2 separate regions of the Homo sapiens genome follow, and region 2 is linked to region 1. A link is an interaction called in ENCODE POLR2A ChIA-PET data of the cell type or tissue named here. Cell type or tissue: HepG2. All regions are shown on one strand. Links, peaks and the distances in the headings refer to the core of each region. The heading gives the core; the rest is flanking DNA. Region 1 has its middle 14 kb from the start of EIF4B. Region 2 has its middle 21 kb from the start of KRT8.

Region 1 (10,399 bases), core at 1,603-9,602:
CAGTGAGCCAAGATTGCACCACTGCACTCTAGCCTGGGCGACAGAGCAAGACTCTGTCTCAAATTAAAAAAAAAAAAAAAAATTAGCTGGGCATGGTGGCAGATGCCTGTAATCCCAGCTACTTGGGAGGCTGAAGCAGGAGAGTTGCTTGAACCCGGGAGGCGGAGGTTGTAGTGAGCCGAGATCGTGCCCCTACACTCCAGTCTGGGTGACAGAGTGAGACTCCATCTCAGGAAAAAAAAAAAAAAAAAAAAAAAGAAAGAGAAGAAAGAAAGGGAGGAAGGAAGGAAAGAAAAAGGGAAAGAAAAAAAGAAAGAAAGAAATGTTTGTAGGTTGGGCGCAGTGGCTCACGCCTGTAATCCCAGCACTTTGGGAGGCCATGGTGGGCAGATCATGAGGTCAGGAGTTCGAGACCAGCCTGGCCAACATGGTGAAACCCCGTCTCTACTAAAACTACAAAAATTAGCCAGGTGTGGTGGCGGGTGCCTGTAGTCCCAGCTACCCGGGAGGCTGAGGCAGGAGAATCGCTTGAACCCAGGAGGCGGAGGTTGCAGTGAGCCAAGATCGTGCCACTGCACTCCGGCCTGGGCAACAGAGCGAGACTCCATCAAAAAAAAATACAAAAATACAAAAATTAGCTAAGCATGGTGGTACATGCCTGTAATCCCAGCTACTTGGGAGACTGAGGCAGGAGAATTACTTGAACCCAGGAAGCGGAGGTTGCAGTGAGCTGAGATCATGCCATTGCACTCCAGCCTGGGTGACAAGAGCGAAACTGTGTCTCAGAAAAAAAAAAAGAAAGAAAGAGATGTTTGTTGTTGGCCGGGCGCGGTGGCTCACGCCTGTAATCCCAGCACTTTTGGAGGCCGAGGTGAGTGGATCACCTGAGATCACCTGAGGTCAGGAGTTCGAGAGTAGCCTGGCAAACCTGGTGAAACCCCGTCTAAAAATATAAAAATGAGCCAGGTGTGGTGGTGGGTCCCTGTAGTCCCAGCTACTCCGGAGGGCTGAGGCAGGAGAATTGCTTGAACCTGGGAAGTGGAGGTTGCAGTGAGTCGAGATTGCACCAGCCACTGCACTCCAGCCTGGGCGACAGAGTGAGACTCCGTCTCAAAAACAAAAAAGAAATGTTTGTTGTTTAAGCCACCCTGTCTATAGTAATTTGTTACAGCAGAACTGACTAAGACAGACACAAGATCAAGGTGGGAGAAAGTGTAACTTGACCCAGCTCTGTGATGAGTTTATCCATAGCTCCTTCCTCTATTACATTTACCTTTGATTTGTCTATTAGATAATACTCCACTATTTATATATTCATTACTCATTTATCCACAGATATACAATAAAAACATTAATCAGGTGAATTACTTTCTTATCAATACCTGCCAAGAAAATACAACTAACTATAAATTTGTAATAAACTCCCAAGGGGCAGAGGTTGGGTTTTTAGTTGCTTCTCAAACATACCCCATCATTCAAAAGTCTGAACTGGAAAGTAAGAAGGAAAAGAAGGAGAACTTTAGTATGCTAGTGTCAAACAAGCCTGTCCTAATAAGCAACCCCAAACTGCTCTCCTGTCTGGGTCCAGAATTGGGTTTGGTTTTGAAATACCACGTGGGAAATTTCTAGCCAAAGTCCTCACCAGTTCCTCCTTTGACTAACAATCTCCAACCCAGGAAGTGGGAACTACAGAGTCTTTGGTAGAGGTGGTTGGATTTACTCAAGAAAAAGCCCCACCTGAACTCCCCAAGCAGAAATCTTCATTAGAAAAATAAACAAAACGACCGGGCGTGGTGGCTCATGCCTGTAATCCCAGCACTCTGGGAGGCCGAGGCAGGCGGATCACGAAGTCAAGAGATCGAGACCATCCTGGCCAACATGGTGAAACCCCATCTCCACTAAGAATACAAAAATTAGCTGGGCGTGGTGGCACACGCCTGTAGTTCCAGCTACTCAGGAGGCTGAGGCAGGAGAATTGCTTGAACCCGGGAGGCAGAGGTTGCAGTGAGCTGAGATCACACCACTGCACTCCAGCCCAGTGACAGAGCAAGACTCTGTCTCAAAAAAAAAAAAAAAAGTAGAAGAACATTAAAAAAACAGGTTTAGGCTGGGTGCAGTGGCTCACACCTGTAATCCCAGCACTCTGAGAGACCAAGGCAGAAGGATCACTTGAGGCCAGGAGTTTGAGATCAGCCTGGGCAACATAGCAAGACACCCATCTATACAAAAAATTTTAGAAGTTAACTGGGTGTGGTGGTGCATGCCTGTAGTCCAGCTACTCAGGAGGCTGAGGCAGGAGGATTGCTTGAGCCCAGGAGTTCAAGGTTGCAGTAAGCCATGATTGCACCACTGCACCCTAGTGTGGGCAACAGAGCAAGACTCTGACTCTAAAAAACAACAAAAACTGCTGGACGTGGTGGCTCATGCCTGTAATCCCAGCACTTTAGGAGGACGAGGTAAGTGGATCACCTGAGGTCAGGAGTTTGTGACCAGCCTGACCAACATGGCGAAACCCCATTGCTACTAGAAATACAAAAATTAGCCAGGCATGGTGGTACACACCTGTAGTCTCAGCTACTCAGGAGGCTGAGGCAGGAGAATTGCTTGAACCCAGGAGGTGGAGGTTGCAGTGAGCCAAGGTCGCACCACTTCACCTCAGCCTGGGCAACAGAGCGAGACTCCGTCTCAAAAAAAAAACACACACACACACACACACAAAAACAAACAACAAAAAAAAACCAAAACAGAAATGAGGTTTACATGTTACAAGGCCCTGAAGAAGAGGAAAAAAACTGTGTATAAAATACCACCTGGATAAAATAAGCCAAATACACAACTAAATGGGAGACCAGGCCAACAGGATGTCTTGGGAAGATGTCTTGAAGTAGGAGGGGCTTCTCCTGCAAAGGATTTGGCAAGACTAAGAGGGAGCAGGCATTCCAGATGAAGAGAATGATGAGTAACATGGAAAAGCCCAGCGTCCGCTCCGGGCCAGGCAGAAGTTGAGGTGACAGATATAGTAGGAAAAGCAAGCTGAGGGCAGTTCATGCAGAGCTTTCAATGCTGGAGAGTAGGGCCTTGGAAAGAGATGTGGTGACACAGTAAGAGCGCTCTTTCAGGGAGATTTATCCAGGAACTATGTGCTAGGTGGATGGGCGGAGATGAACTCAAGTGGGACAATTCCTGAAGCAGCACAGAGGGGAAAGGAAAGTCATAGTTAGAGCGGAGTTCATGGGGACGGAGGAGAAGGGAAGGATAGGAACCCCTACCACCTTCTCCCTTGCTCACCAAGTTCCAGCCACAACAGTCTCCTTGGGCCGCAAACATGCCAAGCACCACCTCAGGGTCCTCGCCTGCCAAGAACACACTTTGCCTTTGCAACACTCTTCCCCAGATATCACTAGGCCTTGCTCTCACATTTCTACTTCCTTCACCTCTACTTCAGTCCCTCTGGCACTTGACAACTAAATATAAAATACAACTCTTCCCCCATGGCGTATTCTCTAGCTCTCTGGCTTTCTATTTCTCCATGGCACTTATCATCATCTGACCTATTATACATATATATATATATAATTATTATTTATTTATTTTTTTGAGATGGAGTCTCACTCTGTCACCCAGATTGGAGTGCAGTGGCATGATCTCGGCTCACTGCAACCTGTACCTCCTGGGTTCAAGCAATTCTCCTGCCTCAGCCTCCCGAGTACTGGGATAACAGGCGCCCACCACCACGCCTGGCTAATTTTTGTATTTTAGTAGAGACAGGGTTTCACCACGTTGGCCAGGCTGGTCTCAAACTCCTGACCTCAGGTGATCCACCCGCCTTGGCCTCCCAAAGTGTTGGGATTACAGGCATGAGCCACCGTGCCCAGCCAACCTATTATATATTTGTTTGTCTGTTCATGCCCAATATAATGTAAGCTCCGTGAGGATACAGACTTTTTTTAGTTTGTCATTGTCTATTCAGTGCCTAGAACAGGGCACATGGTAGGGAGTCAATGAATAATTGGCTTGGTTTTGGATGGAGAGATTAATATGATACCAAGGGTTTGAGACTATGACTTGGAAGATAGTAGTACCATTAACAGCAATAGGGAAGCTGGAATAGAAAGATGAACCTTTCCACTTGAGACATGTTGAATGTGAAATGTGTAAGAGATGAACTGAAAACTCAGGACTAGTTCAGGGCAAACCCACAGGGCAGTGGAAGGCAGACTCCAAATCTCCAAAGAGTAAAAAACTGAGGGAAAAACGTTTAATCAGAGGAGCAAGACTGTCAGGTCCAAAGGGCAATGTAAGGCCATAACTGGGAAAGTAAATTACTGGGTCAGAAGCTAATAAAGAAATGTCAATGTTGAATAGGAAATGTGTGAAGAAAAGGAGATAGAGTCAAGCCATGAGAAAGAATCATTAGAGCCAAGAACAGTGGCATATGCCTATTGTTCTAGCTACTTGGAAGGCTGAGGCTAGAGGATTGCTTGAGCCCAGGAGCTCAGCCTGGGCAACATAGCAAGACCCAGCTCTTAAAAAAGAAAAGAAAAGGCCAGGCGCGGTGGCTCACACCTGTAATCCCAGCACTTTGGGAGGCCGAGGCAGGCAGATCACGAGGTCAAGAGATCAAGACCATCCTGGCCGACAAGGTGAAACTCCATCTCTACTAAAAATACAAAAATTACCTGGGCATACTGGCAGGCACCTGTAATCCCAGCTACTTGGGAGGCTGAGGCAGGAGAATCACTTGAACCCGGGAGGCAGAGATTGCAGTGAGCTGAGATCGTGCCACTGCACTCTAGCCTGGCGACACAGCAAGACTCCATCTCAAAAAAAAAAAAAGAAAGAAAGAAAGAAAAAGGAAAGAAGGAGCCATTAGGCCCCTAACAGTGTGTACTTATGCTGTTGGGGGACAGGTAGGACTGACAGCTTAAAGAACATTCTGAGGCTGGGCACGGTGGCTCATGCCTGTAATCCCTGCACTTTGGGAGGCTGAGGTGGGCAGATCACCTGAGGTCAGCAGTTTGAGACCAGCCTGGTCAACATGGCAAAACCCTGTCTGTCTCTACTAAAAATACAAAAATTAGCCGGGCATGGTGGTGGGCACATGTAATGCCAGCTGCTTGGGGGAAGCTGAGGTTTGAGAATCACTTGAACCCAGGAGGTGGAGGTTGCAGTGGGCCGAGATCACGCCACTGCACTCCAGCGTGAGGGATAGAGTGAGACTCTGTCTCAAAAAAAAAAAAAAAAAAGAACATGCTGGGGCTACACTCCAGCATTTAAGCTAAAGCTAGAAATACATGGTTGAAAGGTTGAAGGCATTCACTGAGCTCACCAGGAGCTTTGACACAAAGATAGGGTCTTTGCCCCCATCTGAACAGGAGTGACAACAGAAGCTTTGGGAATTGATAAGTCACTAAGGAAAACAGGGCAGGGCACAAGTTGCAACTGGTGGCCCATGGGCTAAATTGGCCCCAGGTGTGCTTTATTTGGGCTACACAGGGTTGTGATTTTTTGAATTAACTATCCACTTTTAAATGTTGGACTATTTCACCAAAAAAAAATCCATATATCTAGTTTATCTTGAAAAACTGGAAGATCTGGTAACGTTGGGCCCTATTTCAGTTGACAATGAGAGTCAGGGTTGAGTTGTGACTGTCACCTTTAAAGAAAGTACATAGAGTAGGCTAGGCGACAATGACAAAATATCAGCAACTTAACACAATGAAGATTTGTTTCTTGTTCGAGCAAAGTCCAGGGTGAATCAGGCAACTCTCCAGGGTAGCTTTCTTCCTTGCAATGACTCAGGGATCCAGGCTGCACATATCTCATGACTCTGCTATTCCAATTTACGCTCTGGATGATCCCTTCAGGGAGCCGGAGCTGAAGGGCTGCTTTGTGGCACTTACATGCTTCCAACACAAAGTGAAATGGTACTTGAACTAACCGTCCATTTGCTGAAACTAGTCCCAGGACCCTCATCAGGGGCCTGAGAAACGTGGGGCAGCTCATGGATATTGGGTGAGCAGTAAATGTTTCTGCCACATGGAACATGTGCTCTGCAGTTTGCCACATGCTTGCCAGGCTGCTTAAATCATTCACATCATCTACCTGGCTCCTGGAGACACTGGCATTTGCAGCCTTTGGTACAAAAAGAGAGGAGTGCTGAGGAGAGAACCTTGTGGAATGCCACCAGGGAGCAGCCATCACAACAGAACCCTACACTAGCCCAGTGTTTCATGCCAAGGTTCTGTCTGTAAGTGACAGAACCTACCCCTGGGAGGTGACCTGGCTATATCTTTCATATCTCCTGGTCACACTGCTGAGGGGGTGCCTGCTGCTTCTCCACAGATGAAGATTCAAAATGTTCTTGTGTTACAACCTTTGCATATTTCAAATTCCTTAGAGTCAAAAAGGCTATTCTGAATTCTACCTACTTTCCTTCCCCCTATATTGCATTTCTTCTCTTTACTCTTGCTCTGCATAGCTCCTAAAGACTGAACTGGAGCAAAAACCTGCACAGTAGGCTCTGGATAGTACCAGTTCCCATGTAAAATGTTCAGGAAGACCAATTTATGTGATTTTCCTGAAAAGTGTTTGTTTGTTTGTTTGTTTGTTTGTTTGAGACGGAATCTCACTCTGTCGCCCAGGCTGGAGTGCAGTGGCGTGATCTCGGCTCACTGCAAGCTCCAACTCCCGGGTTCACACCAGTCTCCTGCCTCAGCCTCCCGAGTAGCTGGGACTACAGGTGCCCACCACCACACCCAGCCAATTTTTTGTATTTTTAGTAGAGACGGGGTTTCACCGTGTTAGCCAGGATGGTCTCGATCTCCTGACCTCGTGATCCGCCCGCCTTAGCCTCCCAAAGTGCTGGGATTACAGGCGTGAGCCACCGCACCCGGCCTTATTTATTTATTTATTTATTTATTTATTTATTTATTTATTTGAGATGGAGTCTTGCTCTGTCGCCCAGGCTGGTGTGCAGTGGTGCAATCTCGGCTCACTGCAACCTCCACCTCCCGGGTTCAAGAGATTCTCCAGCCTCAGCCTCCTGAGTAGCTGGGACTACAGGCGAGCATCACCATGCCTGGCTAATTTTTGTATTTTTTAGTAAAGACGGGGTTTCACCATATTGGCCAGGATGGGCTTGAACTCCTAACCTCATGATCCGCCCACCTTGGCCTCTCAAAGTGCTGGGATTACAGGCATGAGCCACTGCACCCGGTCTTCTTTTTAATTTATTTATTTTTTAACTTTTTTTTTTTTTTTTTTTTGAGATGGAGTCTTACTCTGTCACCCAGGCTGGAGTGCAGTGGAGGAATCTCGGCTCACTGCAACCTCCACCTGCTGGGTTCAAGCAATTCTCCTGCCTCAGCCTCCTGAGTAACTGGGATTACAGGTGCCCGCCACCATGCCCGGATAATTTTTGTATTTTTTCAGCAGAGACGGGGTTTCGCTATGTTGGTCAGGCTAGTCTCGAACTCCTAACCTCATGATCCGCCCACCTTGGCCTCCCAAAGTGCTGGGATTACAGGTGTGAGCCACCACGCCCAGCCTTCTTTTCATTCATTTATTTGTTTGTTTGTTTGTTTGTTTTTGAGACAGGGTCTTCCTGTCACCCAGGTTGGAGTGCAGTGGCAATCACAGCTCAGTGCAATCTCGAACTCCCGGGCTCAAGTGACCCACCCACCTCAGCTTCCTGAGTAGCTGGGACTATGGGCACACACCACCACGCCCAGCTATTTTTTTTTTTTTTTTTTTTTTTTTTGTAGAAATAGGATTTCACCATGTTGCCCATGGCTGGTCTCCAATACCTGGGCTCAAGGGATCATCCTGCCTCGGCCTTCCAAAGTGTTGGGATTATAGGCATGAGCCACCACGCCTGGCCCAGTTCCCACTATGTTTTAGCTATAGTTGTATGTATTACATTTAAATACATTATAATTCCCCAAGACCATGTTCTAATATTTGCTTTTGGCAGTCAAGTGTATTTCAAATAAATTAAGAGGGGCAGGGCATGGTGGTTTATGCCTCTGTAATCCCAACACTTTGGGAGGCCGAGACAAGAGAACTGCTTGAGGCCAGGAGTTCGAGACCACCCTGGGCAACATAGTGAAATCCCAGTCTCTACCAAAAACATATAAAAAATAAAAATAAGCTGAGTGTGGTGGCACACACCTGTAGTCCCAGCTGCCTGGGGGGCTGAGGTAGGAGGATTGCTTGAGCACAGAGATTTAAGGCCACTGCACTCCAGCCTGGGTGACAGAATAAGACCTTGTCTCTTAAAAAAACACAGGGCCAAGCGCAATGGCTCACACCTGTAATCCCAGCACTTTGGGAAGCCGAGGCTTGATCACTCGAGGTCAGGAGTTCGTGACCAGCCTGGCCAACACGGTGAAACCCCATCTCTACTAAAAATAATCTGGGCGTCGTGGTGTGTGTGCCTGTAATCCCAGCTACTCAGGAGGCTGAGGCAGGAGAATCGCTTGAACCTGGGAAATGGAGGTTGTGGTGAGCCAAGATCGTGCCACTGCACTCCAGCCTGGATGACAGAATGAGCTTACAACTCAAAACAAAAAAAAAAAAAAGGCCCACAGAAAAGCAAATATGCGTATTATAGGGTTTTGGGGTTTTTTTGGTTTTTTTTGTTTGTTTGTTTTTGAGACAGAGTTTCACTCCTGTTGCCCAGGCTGGAGTGCAATGGCGTGATCTTGGCTCACTGCAACTTCCGCCTCCTGGGTTCAAAGCAATCCTCCTGTCTCAGCCTCCTGAGTAGATGGGATTAAGGGCGTCTGCCACTACACCCGGCTAACTTTGTATTTTTAGTAGAGATGGGGTTTCTCCATGTTGGTCAGGCTGGTTTTGAACTCCTGACCTCGGGTGATCCATCCGCCTTGGCCTCCTAAAGTGTTGAGATTACAGGCGTGAGCCACCGTGCCCGGCCTGTAGTATTTTTAATAAATAAATCATAAATAAAAATAATTTTGAAAAAGAAATTAAGACGAAAATATGCCTTTTACACTTACCTGGTAACCTACTATATAAATACTCTTTATTCCTTCCTAAATATATGCATTTCCCTCTGGTATCATTTCCCCTTAGTTTGAAGAACTTCCTTTAGTTTGGCTGTAATACAGTTCTTTCTTATCTTTTATTTTTTTGAGACGAGTCTCATTCTGTTGCCCAGGCTTGAGTGCAGTGGCGTGATCTTGGCTCACTGCAACCTCTGCCTCCCAGGTTCAAGGGATTCTCGTGCCTCAGCCTCCTGAGTAGCTGGGACTACAGGTGTGCACCACCACACTCAGCTAATTTTTTGTATTTTCAGTAGGGACGGGGTTGCCTGTTGCCCAGGCTGGTCTCAAACTCCTGAGCTCAGACAGTCTGCCCAACTCAGCCTCCGAAAGTGGTAGGATTACAGGCGTGAGCCACCTTGCCCAGCTGGCTTAAATACAGTCTATTGGCAATGAATTCTTAGTTTTCTTGTATCTGAATATGTGTTTATTTTGCCTACGTTTTTTTAAAAACAGCTTTGAGATACAGTTAACATACCAAACAATCCACCCATTGAAAGTATACAATTGGCCAGGTGTGGTGGCTCACACCTGTAATCCCAGCACTTTGGGAGGCTGAGGTGGGTAGATCACCTGAGATCAGGAGTTCGAGACCAGCCTGGCCAACATGGTGAAACCCCGTCTCTACTAAAAATACAAGTTAGCTAGGCGTGGTAGCCCATGCCTGTAATCCCAGCTACTCAGGAGGCTGAGGCAGAAGAATCGCTTGAACCCAGAAGGTGGAGGTTGCAGTGAGTCAAGATCGCACCATTGCACTCCAGCCTGGGCAACAAGAGTGAAACTTCATCTCAAAAATAAATAAATAAAAATAAAAATAAAATACACAAGCTGTTTTTAGTATGCTCACAGAGTGATGCAGCTATCATTACAATCAATTTTAGAGTATTTTCATTACCCTGAAAAAAAAACCGATACCCTTTAGCAGTTACCACTCCTTCTTCCATCCTCCCAACTTCTTCTGCCCCTACTTCTTCTATGCTCCCAAACTTAGACAGCCACTAATCCACTTTCTGTGCCTAGGAATTTATCCATTTCTTCTAGATTTCCAAAATTATTGACATATAGTTGCTCACAGTAGCCACTAATGATCATTTGAATTTCTGCAGTACTAGTTGTAATGTCTCCTTTTTCATTTCTGATTTTATTTATTCAGGTTTTCACTTTTTTTTTCTTAGTCTGGCTAAAGGTTTCTCAATCTCGTTCATCTTTTCAGGAAAACTTTTTGTTTTGTTGATCTTTTGTATTGTTTTCTTCATTTCAATTTCATTTATCTCTACTCTGATATTCATTATTTCTTTTCTTTTCTTTTTTTTTTTTTTTTTTTTTTTTTTTTT
Region 2 (10,399 bases), core at 1,550-9,549, 66 kb before region 1:
GATGGTGGGAATGGGCTAAGCCCAGGCCAGCCCAGGCCAGCTTAGCCTCAGGGACCTGTTAGTCAAGTTCCCATGGCAACACAACTAATTGTGTGTTTATGCATTCCCTACAGAACTCCAGGCAGAGGCCATCTATTCCCCAAGGCCACATTCTACCTTCTCTCTCCTTCCTTGCCTCCCCAAGTTTCCTGGGTGACCATCCAGGGAACATTAAGAGAAGCTTAAGTAGCAACAGCAGCCTCCAGAACATGGAAGGCAAAGGAGGGAAAGCCTCTCTGAGGGAGAGGACCAGTACTTCTTGCTCACAATTGTCCAGCTGCAAAAGTCAAACTCCCTAGTCCTCCTCCTGGACCCACAGTTCTATGGCTTCGATGGCTCCCACATGTCACCACACTAAACCTCCACCCCCAGGCCCCCATGGCCTGACCCTATCCTACTTGACTGCCAGCTCCTGCACAAACTCCCTCTTCACTTATGCAGTGCACAGGCCCAGGGCCCCTCCTTCCTCTCTCTTTGTGTCCCTCTAGCCTGGCTCTACCCCCAAGGACTTCCTTCAGGAAGCCCTCCCAGATGGACTATTCCTCCCAGGCTTCTCCCTCCAGCCCTCCAGCCTGGAGCCTCTGATTGTGCATCCCCAGCTGTGGCCGGATCTCCCAGAGCTGGGCATGGGTTCAGCTATTCCCCCATGGCCTAGCAGTTTCCTTAAGGTGGTAAAGCTTTTAATTCTTACAGAAACTATAAAATAAGCATTATCTGCATTCTAGAGTGGAGAACACTGAGCCTCAGGATTAAAAGCAATGTGCACTGCTTGGCACAGTGGCTCACACCTGTAATCCCAGCACTTTGGAAGGCCAAAGTGGGAGGATGGCTTGAGGCTAGGAATTCAAGACCAGCCTGGACAACACAGCAAGACCCTGTCTATACCCCTCTCCCCCACAAAAAAATTGTTCTAATTATCCAGGCAGAGTGGTGCACACCTGTATTTCCAGCTACTTGGGAGGCTAAGCAAGAGGATAACTGGAGCCCAAGAGTTTGAGGCTGTAGTGTACCATAATTGCACCTGTGAGTAACAATGGCACTGGGTGACAGAGTGAGACCCTGTCTCTAAAAAAAAAAAAAAAAAAAAAAAAAAAAAAAAAAAAATGTAGCAAATGGGAGAGCCAGAACTGGACCCCGTCTGCCTCCAAAGCCATGTCTCTCCTCCCCACCTTATACCTCCCTCTCTCCCTGAAGACAGTACCATATGGCAGGCACTCCCTGTACCATAGGTTTTTATAACTGCATTTATTCCTCACAATTAAATCTATGAGGAGGCCAGGCACGGTGGCTCACGCCTGTAATCCTAACACTTTAGGAGGCTGAGGTGGGTGGATTACTTGAGCTCAGAAGTTCAAGGCCAGCCTGGCCAACATGGCGAAACCCCGTCTCTACTGAAAATACAAAAATTAGCCAGGCGTGGTGGCACATGCCTGTAATTCCAGCTACTCGGGAGGCTGAGGCAGGAGAATCGCTTGAACCCAGGAGGCAGACTTTGCAGTGAGCTGAATTTGTGTCACTGCACTCCAGCCTTGGCGACAGAGCAAGACTCTGTCTCAAAATAAATAAATAAACAAACCTATAAGGAAAGTACAAATAACCTCATTTTACAGATGAGGAGATGAAAGTTCAGAAACTTTCCATCTACTTCCTAAGTCATGTAGCATCTAAGTGCTAGGATCAGAATTCCACCCAGCTCTTCTGGCTCCAAAACCCAAAGTTTAGCTTCCCAGTCCCCTGGATCTAGGCAGACAGTCTGGGAGATGCAGGAGGCAGGAAGGCAGATTCTGCAGCCAGCATGAGAGCTTGAACTGATCGGCCAACACCTCTGATAAAGGAAGGTGCCTTCCAGAAGACCTCCAGGAGCTTCCCCGCTGATCTGGGGAAGCTCAGGAAGCCCAGGACAGCTGAGTGAGGGTTCCGTAGCCAGGCTCCCAGCTCTCTGCCCTCCCACTCGTCCTGTGAACTGACCCTCCCTCACATCATTGCACTTCTGCAAATTCCTACCACTACCTCCAAAGTGCTCTAGGATGTGTGATTAAAATCAAAGCGTTCTAAGGTTTATGATGAAAATTAAATGAAATTAAGTTAAATTTTTGTTTTGAGAATTGTTTTAGACTATTCCTAGAAGAATGTGCAGTAGCAGGAAAACATAAGTTTGGAAATCAAATAGCCTGTGTTCTAGTCTCAACTCGGTCTCTAAATTGCTGTGTGACATTGGACAAGTTACTGCTCCTCTCTGAGCTACAGTTGCCTCATCTATATAATGAAGGGGCAGGACCATTTATTCCTAAATTGTTTTGTTTTGTTTTGTTTTGTTTTTGAGATGGAGTCTCGCTGTGTTGCCCAGGTTGGAGTACAGTGGCTTAATCTCAGCTCACTGCAAGCTCTGCCTCCTGGGTTCACGCCATTCTCCTGCCTCAGCCTCCCGAGTAGCTGGGACTACAGGCGCCAGCCACCACGCCTGGCTAATTTTTGTATTTTTAGTAGAGACGGGATTTCACCTTGTTAGCCAGGATGGTCTCAATCTCCTGACCTCGTGATCCGCCCGCCTCGGCCTCCCAAAATACTGGGATTACAGGCGTGAGCCACCACGCCCGGCTCTAAATTATTTTTATTACTAATTATTAATTTTTGAAATTATTAAAATTACCTGTATTATTACATTTAAATTAATATGGATTTTAGAGCTTTGAATTGCCTAAAGTGCTTGCAGTGTAGTGAGAAAAGCATTATATATTTTTTTTTTCGAGACGGAGCCTCGCTCTCGCCCAGGCTGGAGTGCAGTGGCATGATCACTGCTCGCTGCAACCTCCGCCTCCCGGGTTCAAGCGATTCTCCTGCCTCAGCCTCCCGAGTAGCTGGGATTACAGGCGCCCGCCACCACGCCTGGCTAATTTTCGTATTTTTTCAGTAGAGACGGGGTTTTACCATGTTGGCCAGGCTGGCCTCAAACTCCTGACCTCAGGTGATCCGCCTGCCTCAGCATGAGCCGAGTTGTGAGCCACCCACCACACCCGGCCAAAAGCATTATACTTAAAATCATACATTAGGCCAGGCGCAGTGGCTCATGCCTGTAATCCCGGCACTTTGGGAGGCTGAGGCAGACAGATCACAAGGTCAGGAAATCGAGACCATCCTGGCTAACACGGTGAAACCCTGTCTCTACTAAAAATACAAAAAAATTAGGCGGGCATGGTGGCGGGCGTCTGTAGTCCCAGCTACTAGGGAGGCTGAGGCAGGAGAATGGCATGAACCCGGGAGGCGGAGCTTGCAGTGAGCTGAGATTGCGCCACTGCACTCCAGCCTGGGCGACAGAGGGAGACTCCGTCTCAAAAAAAAAAAAAAAAATCATACTTGATTTGGGCTCTCAGCTTTTGTTCTCTCATATGTAAAATAAATTAGATTGAGGCTGCAGTGAACTATGACAGGCCACTGCATTCCAGCTTGGGCGACAGAGCCAGACCCTGTCTCAAAAAAATAAATAAAAATTTAAAAATAAAATAAATTATATGATGATAATGTTTGTAAAGATAATTGTAAAGATAATTGTAATTTGTAAAGATAATTGCTTGTATAGGACACTACTGTATAGGACACTACTGTGATGGGAAAAGACCATGCACTCTTCTCTAAGAATTCACCGTTCCTTCTGTCTTTTGCCTTCCTCCCCTCAGCTAAAGGGCTCCTGGAGTGAAGTGGACCCTCAGCTGTACTCTGTGGTCTGCGGCAACAGCCAACGCACAGAGGAGCATCCTCTCCTTAACTAAGCACCGAAAGGGAGTGAAAGGGTAGACTGAAGGAAGGACTTACTAATTCAAGGAGTCATTGGAGCAGAAATGAGTGACCAGGAATGGGGAGGATGCGTCTGTGGAAAAGGAACAGGGCTGGGCCCCCTTCTCACTGGTCCTAGATGGGATCAGGCCTGCCCAGAAGCCAAGAAAAAGATGTTGTATAGACCTCAATGGGGCAAGGCCGGGATGATTGAGGGGATACCTTCAGGGGAGGAGGTGCTAGGCAGTTTTCTGAAAATGGTGCGTTCAGACAGCTCACTATTTCCTGTAGTAATTCCAGGAAAAGACTGAGTAAGACAAGGTCAGGACCGGGAGGAATGCAGCTGGAGGAGGTGTGTATGCACAGTCTCCCCAGGGTGAGCCTGTCCAGAGCCATAAACCTTATCTCCTTCCTCTGAATAGCTGGGATAGCTATCTCTGGCTCCCAGGGGCTCAGGCTGAGTCAGGGCTGGAGGCTGGGAGAGACTGTGGGCCCCGAAGCATACCTAAAACTGTGAGACCACTCAGCACTTAGGTATGAATGGCGCCATTTAGGGTCTGAAATGGTCACCATTTTCAGAAACCTGCTCAACACCTCTTCCCCTGCAGGTATCCCCCTCCGTCATCCTGGCCTTGCCCCATTGATACCTGAAGTGTGGCACATTCAGGAATGAGATTGGAGCAAAAGGGATCTCTTTGGCGGAGGTGGGGTCAAAGAGATAGATTAGGATGATTCATCTCCACAAAGGCTAAGGCTTTAGATTCCTACCAGCCAGCCCCAGGCCAGAAATTTCCCCTTCAAGGAAAGTTGGGCTCCAGGGCTGGGCAATACTATCACCTCAATTATCCCTCTGTTCCTGAGTTCTAGGGTTTATGCACAGTTCTTAATGGGGCCTAATAGTTTCTTTGTCTCTTCCAGCCCTCTATCTTAGAGGACAGGAGGTGGAGCCTACCAACAAAGGGACCCAGGTTCCAGTTCCAGGGCTGCGTTTCTCTCCCCCTCAGGGCCCATTACTCTGAGCTGGGCCCCAGGTAGGGGAGGAAGGAGGAGAAAGGAGGCAGTGTTCTCATGTTCTCTGTGTCCCTGAGAAATTCCCCACCTCCCTTTCAAGCTCCCTCCTAGCAGGCTGGTGAGACCTGCCCTGGAGACAGGCTGGTGCGAGAGGCCCCCTCTGCAGAGTGGAAGGGGGTGACATAATTGCCTGTCCTGAGACTTCTAGACATGTACACACTGTCCCTCTGCCTGGTGTGTCCCTGCCCCCCGCCCCCCACCACCTCTCCTGCTCGCTCAGGTATCCTCTCCAGTGCCCAGCCAGACTGATCTTCTACAAACACTGCTTTGATCCTGTCACTCCCTAGCCCAGAGCTTCCCGTTGCCTTCAGAATAAAGGTCAAATTCCTCATCTGGTGGCTGAGGCTTAGCCTTCCCCACCTGGCACTAGCTGCCCTCCCCACCCCACCCCCAGGACTGTGCCCTCCTCTCCTGAAGCACCTCCTTGTCACCTGCACCTGTTGAAACCTTACCCTTCCTGCAGGTCCTGGCTCCAGCTCACCCCATTCATTCCGCAAACATTTGCTGAATGAAAATCATGCATCAGGCACCTCCCCACAAAGCCTGCCCCAGTCACCTCTGCCGGAAGTGGCCACTCCTATAGAGACCCCAAGAATAGGGCTTTGTTACACCCCTGGGCTGGGTTACACTTGCTGTGGGCATGTCTGAGCTCCCCTCCCTGATTGTAAACCTGATCCACAGTCATTTAGCATGCACTGAACATCCACTATTAATGAGGCATTTTCCATATTTGTCTCATTTGACCCTCACAAGGACCTTGGGAGTTCAGTCTTCTTATCCTTATTTACAGATGAGGAATCCAAGGCTCTAAGAAGTAATGTGCCCAGCAAGTAGTAGTCAGAGCTCAAACCGGAGTCCTGTACCCTAAGTCCAGGGCCCGCACATCAGCGCCAAGGCATCTTCCTCAAAAGTAGGGGCGTGTCTTATACATGTTTCTGCTTCCCTCCACACCCAGCACAGGAACTTGTTTGATTCACTGAATGAATGAATGAATGAATGAATGAATGAATGAATGATTCAATTCTATCCCATGAGTCCTCTTCTCTACTCTGACCCTATCTCCTCTCTCCCACATTGCTTTTTTCCTATCTTCTGTCCCTTACCCTGGACCCCAAGGATTCCCCCCAAGGGAGGAAAGAAGCTGTGATTGTTTCATGGATACCAGAGATGGGAGCTAAGCCTCAGAAGGGTGTCCACAGCCTGGACACACCCCAGGGAGGAGATTCAGGACAGGAAGACCCCTTCACCTTCACCACCACTCAGTTTGATAGACCCAGGAGAGTTCCAGTCCTTCTCTCCACCCCTCCCCAACTCCAGCAGGAAATAGGTGGGCCCAAGGGAGCAGCAGGACAAGCCAGAGAACAGTGAGAGGGTGAAGAGGGGCCCAGATTCAGTGACTCACCACCCTTGGGCCTCCCCTGGGGAAAGGGTGGGGAGCCTGGACACTTGGAATTCCTGCCTGTCCCTAGGGAGACACTTGGGTGTTAGGAGGCTGAACAGGAGGAGGAAGAGCTCTGTTTGTCCCAAACTAAGGGGTGGCCATGGCAACAAGGCCAGAGCCATCAGGGCTGGGAGCAAAGGTCCTGGCCAGGGGTGGAGTCGCGAGGGCCCTGCTGCCTGCCTGCCAACTGGGCCACTGTCCACACCATGCCAGCCAGGCCTTCTCTGACTGAGCACCCCCTTGTGGGCAGAGCCGAGCCTGAAATCTGGGGATGGGCAGTCCTGAGGGGGAAGCCACCTGCTTTACAGACACACATGTTCTTGTCCTCTCCCAGTCCCTCCATGTGTCTTCTCAACTGCAACCAGAGACAGACAGCCTCTAGAACAGGGAGTGCTCAGCCAGGCGCGATGGCTCACTCCCGTAATCCCAGCACTTTGGGAGGCCAAAACAGGTGTATCACCTGAGGTCAGGAGTTCGAAATCAGCCTGGCCAACATGGTGAAACCCTGTCTCTACTAAAAATACAAAAATTAGCCAGGCTTGGTGGCAGGCACCTGTAATCAAGGAGAATCGCTTGAGAGGCGGGAGGCGCAGGTTGCAGTGAGCCAAGATTGCACCATTGCACTCCAGGCTGGGCAACAAAAGCAAGACTCTGTCTCAAAAACAAAAACAAAAACAGGGAGCGCTCTTGGCCTTTGTGCTGGGGAAAAGAAGGCATGGAGAACTGAGTCTGCTGCTGGGAAGTGAGTAGATTGGAGGTGTCAGTCTGGGAAGGCTTCCTGAAGGAGGATGTCTCAGGCTAAGGAAAAGACAGCAAAGGCTTCAGAGCAGAAGAGTGTGTCTCCTCTGAGAGCCCAAAGCAATGTGGCTGGAGTCACAGATGACACCATCACTCCTTCTCTTCTGCTAGTCACAAGAATCTTGGTGTCCCAAGGAGCCCCCAGTGCACCACCACCATCCTTAACAATGCCCCTACCATTATGCATGTCCATTCCCACCCTTACCTCCCCTTGGAGGTGGAGATGGCACTTCCTCTGCCCAGGGCCAGACCTCCACCAGTGCTCTGATCCACACACCCCTCCCTTCACACACAGAACCTTGTCTCATCAAATAGTATCTCTCCCTTGCCATACTCCTCCCACCCCCATCCCAGGCTGAATTTTATTCCCCTCTACTTGTAGTCATGCTCATGTCACTTCTTCCTTTAAAAAAAGAAAGAAAGGGGCTGGGCACAGTGGCTCACGCCTGTAATCCCAGCACTTTGGGAGTCCGAGGTGTGTGGATCACCTGACGTCAGGAGTTCGAGACCAGCCTGGCTAACATAGTGAAACCCCATCTCTACTAAAAATACAAAAAATTAGCTGGGCGTGGTGGCAGGTGCCTGTAATCCTAGCTACTTAGGAGGCTGAAGCGAGAGAATCGCTTGACCCCGGGAGGTGGAGGTTGCAGTGAGACAAGATCGTGCCATTGCACTCCAGCCTGGGCAACAAGAGTGAAACTCCAACTCAAAAAACAAAAATAGAAAGGGAATCATCCTTGACCCATGTCCCACACCCACTACAGCCCTCTCTCCTTGCCTCTACAGCCAAGCTTCCCAAGAGGGGAGACCATACTCGTTGTCAATTTTTCACCTCCTCCTACATCCCCAACCCTAGCCACCATCCATGGAAATGGCTAAACTAATGATCAACTCCTAGCCAAATTTGATGGACTCTTTTCAAATCTTTTCTTCCCTGCATCCCTGGAATAGTGGATACCACTGACCACTCCTCCTTCCTTCCTTCCTTTCTTTTTTTTTTTTTTTTTTCCAGATTCTCACTCATTCGCCCAGGCTAGAGTGCAGCGGTATGATCTCGATCTCAGCTCACTGCAATCTCCACCTCCCAGGCTGAAGCCATTCTCTTGCCTCAACCTCCTGAGTAGCTGGGATTACAGGTGCCCACCACCACGCCCAGCTGATTTTTTTGTATTTTTAGTAGAGACAGGGTTTCACCATGTTGGCCAGGCTGGTCTTGAACTCCTGACCTCAGGTGATCTGCCCACCTCAGCCTCCCAAAGTGCTGGGATTATAGGCGTGAGCCACCTCGTCCAACCGCCTTTCTTAAAAGACAATTCCTTTGGCTTCCTGACATTGCCTTCTGCATTTCTTGCTATCTCTCTGGCCACTCCTTTCCAGTCTTCTTCCTTGAATCCTTTTTATCTATTCACCACTTACACCTGTAATCATTAATCTTCTTGGTGGTTCATGCTCCCCTTTGAGACTCTAATGCACAATCAGAGATTGCTAGCATCTCCCATGCAGCTGAAGGGGCACATGCATTTGTGAAAGCCACCCACAGAGGCCAGATTAAGAGCCTTGCTCTTGAGTGTTAGGATTCCCACCTCCCTGCCTCCACCTCTTCAGGCCAATTCCCATCCACTCTCAGGGATGATGAATCCCAGATCAACATCTCCAGACTCTCCTCGGAGCTACAGACCCAAGTTTCTAATTGCTGCCTGGATGTCCCACCTAAGCCTCAAACTCACAGCTTCCAAACTCAAGTCATTATCCAATGCCATCCTCCAGGCCTCACTTCCTCTCATAATTCCTCTCTGGTGGACATCACTGCCTCCAAAGCAAGAAGCCTGGAGTCAGCAAAAGTGCTGAGGATGGCACTAGAACCTCTCACAGGATTGCTATGTTAAATAATGTGATACATGTAAAGCACATAGAATGGTGCCTGATACATCATAGATGTTCAGTGTTATTATTGTTACTATTATTGCTGCTTCTTTCCCTTTACATCCAATTAGAAGCCAAGTCCTGCCAATTCTATCATTTTTTTTTTTTTTCTTGAGACAGAGCTTCGTTCTTGTTGCCCAGGCTGGAGTGCAATAGCACAATCTAGGCTCACTGCAACCTCTGCCTCCCAGGTTCAAGCGATTCTGCTGCCTCACCCTCCTGAGTAGCTGGGAAGCTGGGATTATAGGCATGTGCCATCACACCTAATTTTGTATTTTTAGTAGAGATGGGGTTTCTCCATGTTGGTCAGGCTGGTCTCGAACTCTCGACCTCAGGCGATCCACCCGCCTCAGCCTCCCAAAGTGCTGGCATTACAGGCATGAGCCACCACGCCCGGCCCCCAATTCTGTCTTCCAAACTTTCCTTTTTTTGTTGTTGTTCTTTTTTTCCTTTTTTTGAGACAAAGTCTTACTCCGTCACCCAGGCTGAAGTGCAGTGGCACAATCACAGCTCATTGTGCCCTAGACCTCCTGGGTTCAAGTGATCCTCCCACCTCAGCCTCCTGAGTAGCTGAGACTACAGGCATGCACCACCACACCTGGCTAATATTTTTATTTTTTGTAGAGACAGGGTCTTGCTCTGTTGCCAGGCTGGTCTTGAGCTCCTGGGCTCAAGCAATCCTCCCACCTTGGCCTCCCAAAGTGCTGGCATTACAGGCATGAACCTCTGTACCCAGCCCCTAAATTTCCTTTGAATCTACTTTCTTCCGTATATTTCCACTGATTCTCTCTTAGTTTGAGTCATTATTACTACTTATCTAGATGATTGCAGTAATCTCCACTCTTGTCTTTTCAAATCTTTCCAAGACATCTGGCTAGCATGTTCTTGTCAAACTGCAGTTTTGATCATGATGCTTCCCCACTTTTAGCTTCAGTGTCTCCCCCAGATTCTTTTTTTTTTTTTTGAGACAGAGTGTCGCTCTGTTGCCCAGGCTGCAGTGCAGTGGCATGATCTCGGCTCACTGCAAGCTCCGCCTCCCGGGTTCATGCCATTCTCCTGCCTCAGTCTCCCGAGTAGCTGGGACTACAGGCACCCGCCATCAAGCCTGGCTAATTTTTTGCATTTTTAGTAGAGACAGGGTTTCACTGTGTTAGCCAGGATGGTCTCAATCTCCTGACCTCGTGATCCTCCCGCCTCGGCCTCCCAAAGTACTGGGATTATAGGCGTGAGCCACCATGCCCGGCCAGTGTCTCCCCAGATTCTAAAATAGTTTCCCTTGGTTTTTGGTAATTTCCTAGGGAACTTGTTGTAGAGATCCAGCCCCAATCCCAGAGAGTATTATTCTGCAGGTCTGGG

Evidence for each region. Peaks named below come from ENCODE experiments on the same cell type or tissue, not always from the same donor. Only the 100,000 strongest peaks of a DNase experiment are listed, where the experiment ranks them.
Region 2: POLR2A ChIA-PET joins it to region 1 with 10 read pairs; 12 of 35 experiments call an interaction of 5 or more read pairs at or near these places.

Annotation. Positions count from the first base shown.
Region 1 is chr12:52,987,453-52,997,851 of GRCh38, forward strand. No RefSeq gene overlaps it. Among named protein-coding and RNA genes, the nearest start is that of EIF4B, 14 kb to the right of the region's middle. In HepG2, for the core only: no CTCF peak of the experiment used is centred there; DNase peaks (open chromatin) are centred at 5,359, 5,759 and 6,202; H3K4me3 peaks cover 312 bases.
Region 2 is chr12:52,921,079-52,931,477 of GRCh38, forward strand. It overlaps a transcript of KRT8 not described here. Among named protein-coding and RNA genes, the nearest start is that of KRT8, 21 kb to the left of the region's middle. In HepG2, for the core only: a CTCF peak has its summit at 6,562 (motif pointing left); DNase peaks (open chromatin) are centred at 4,203, 5,153 and 6,443; H3K4me3 peaks cover 3,024 bases.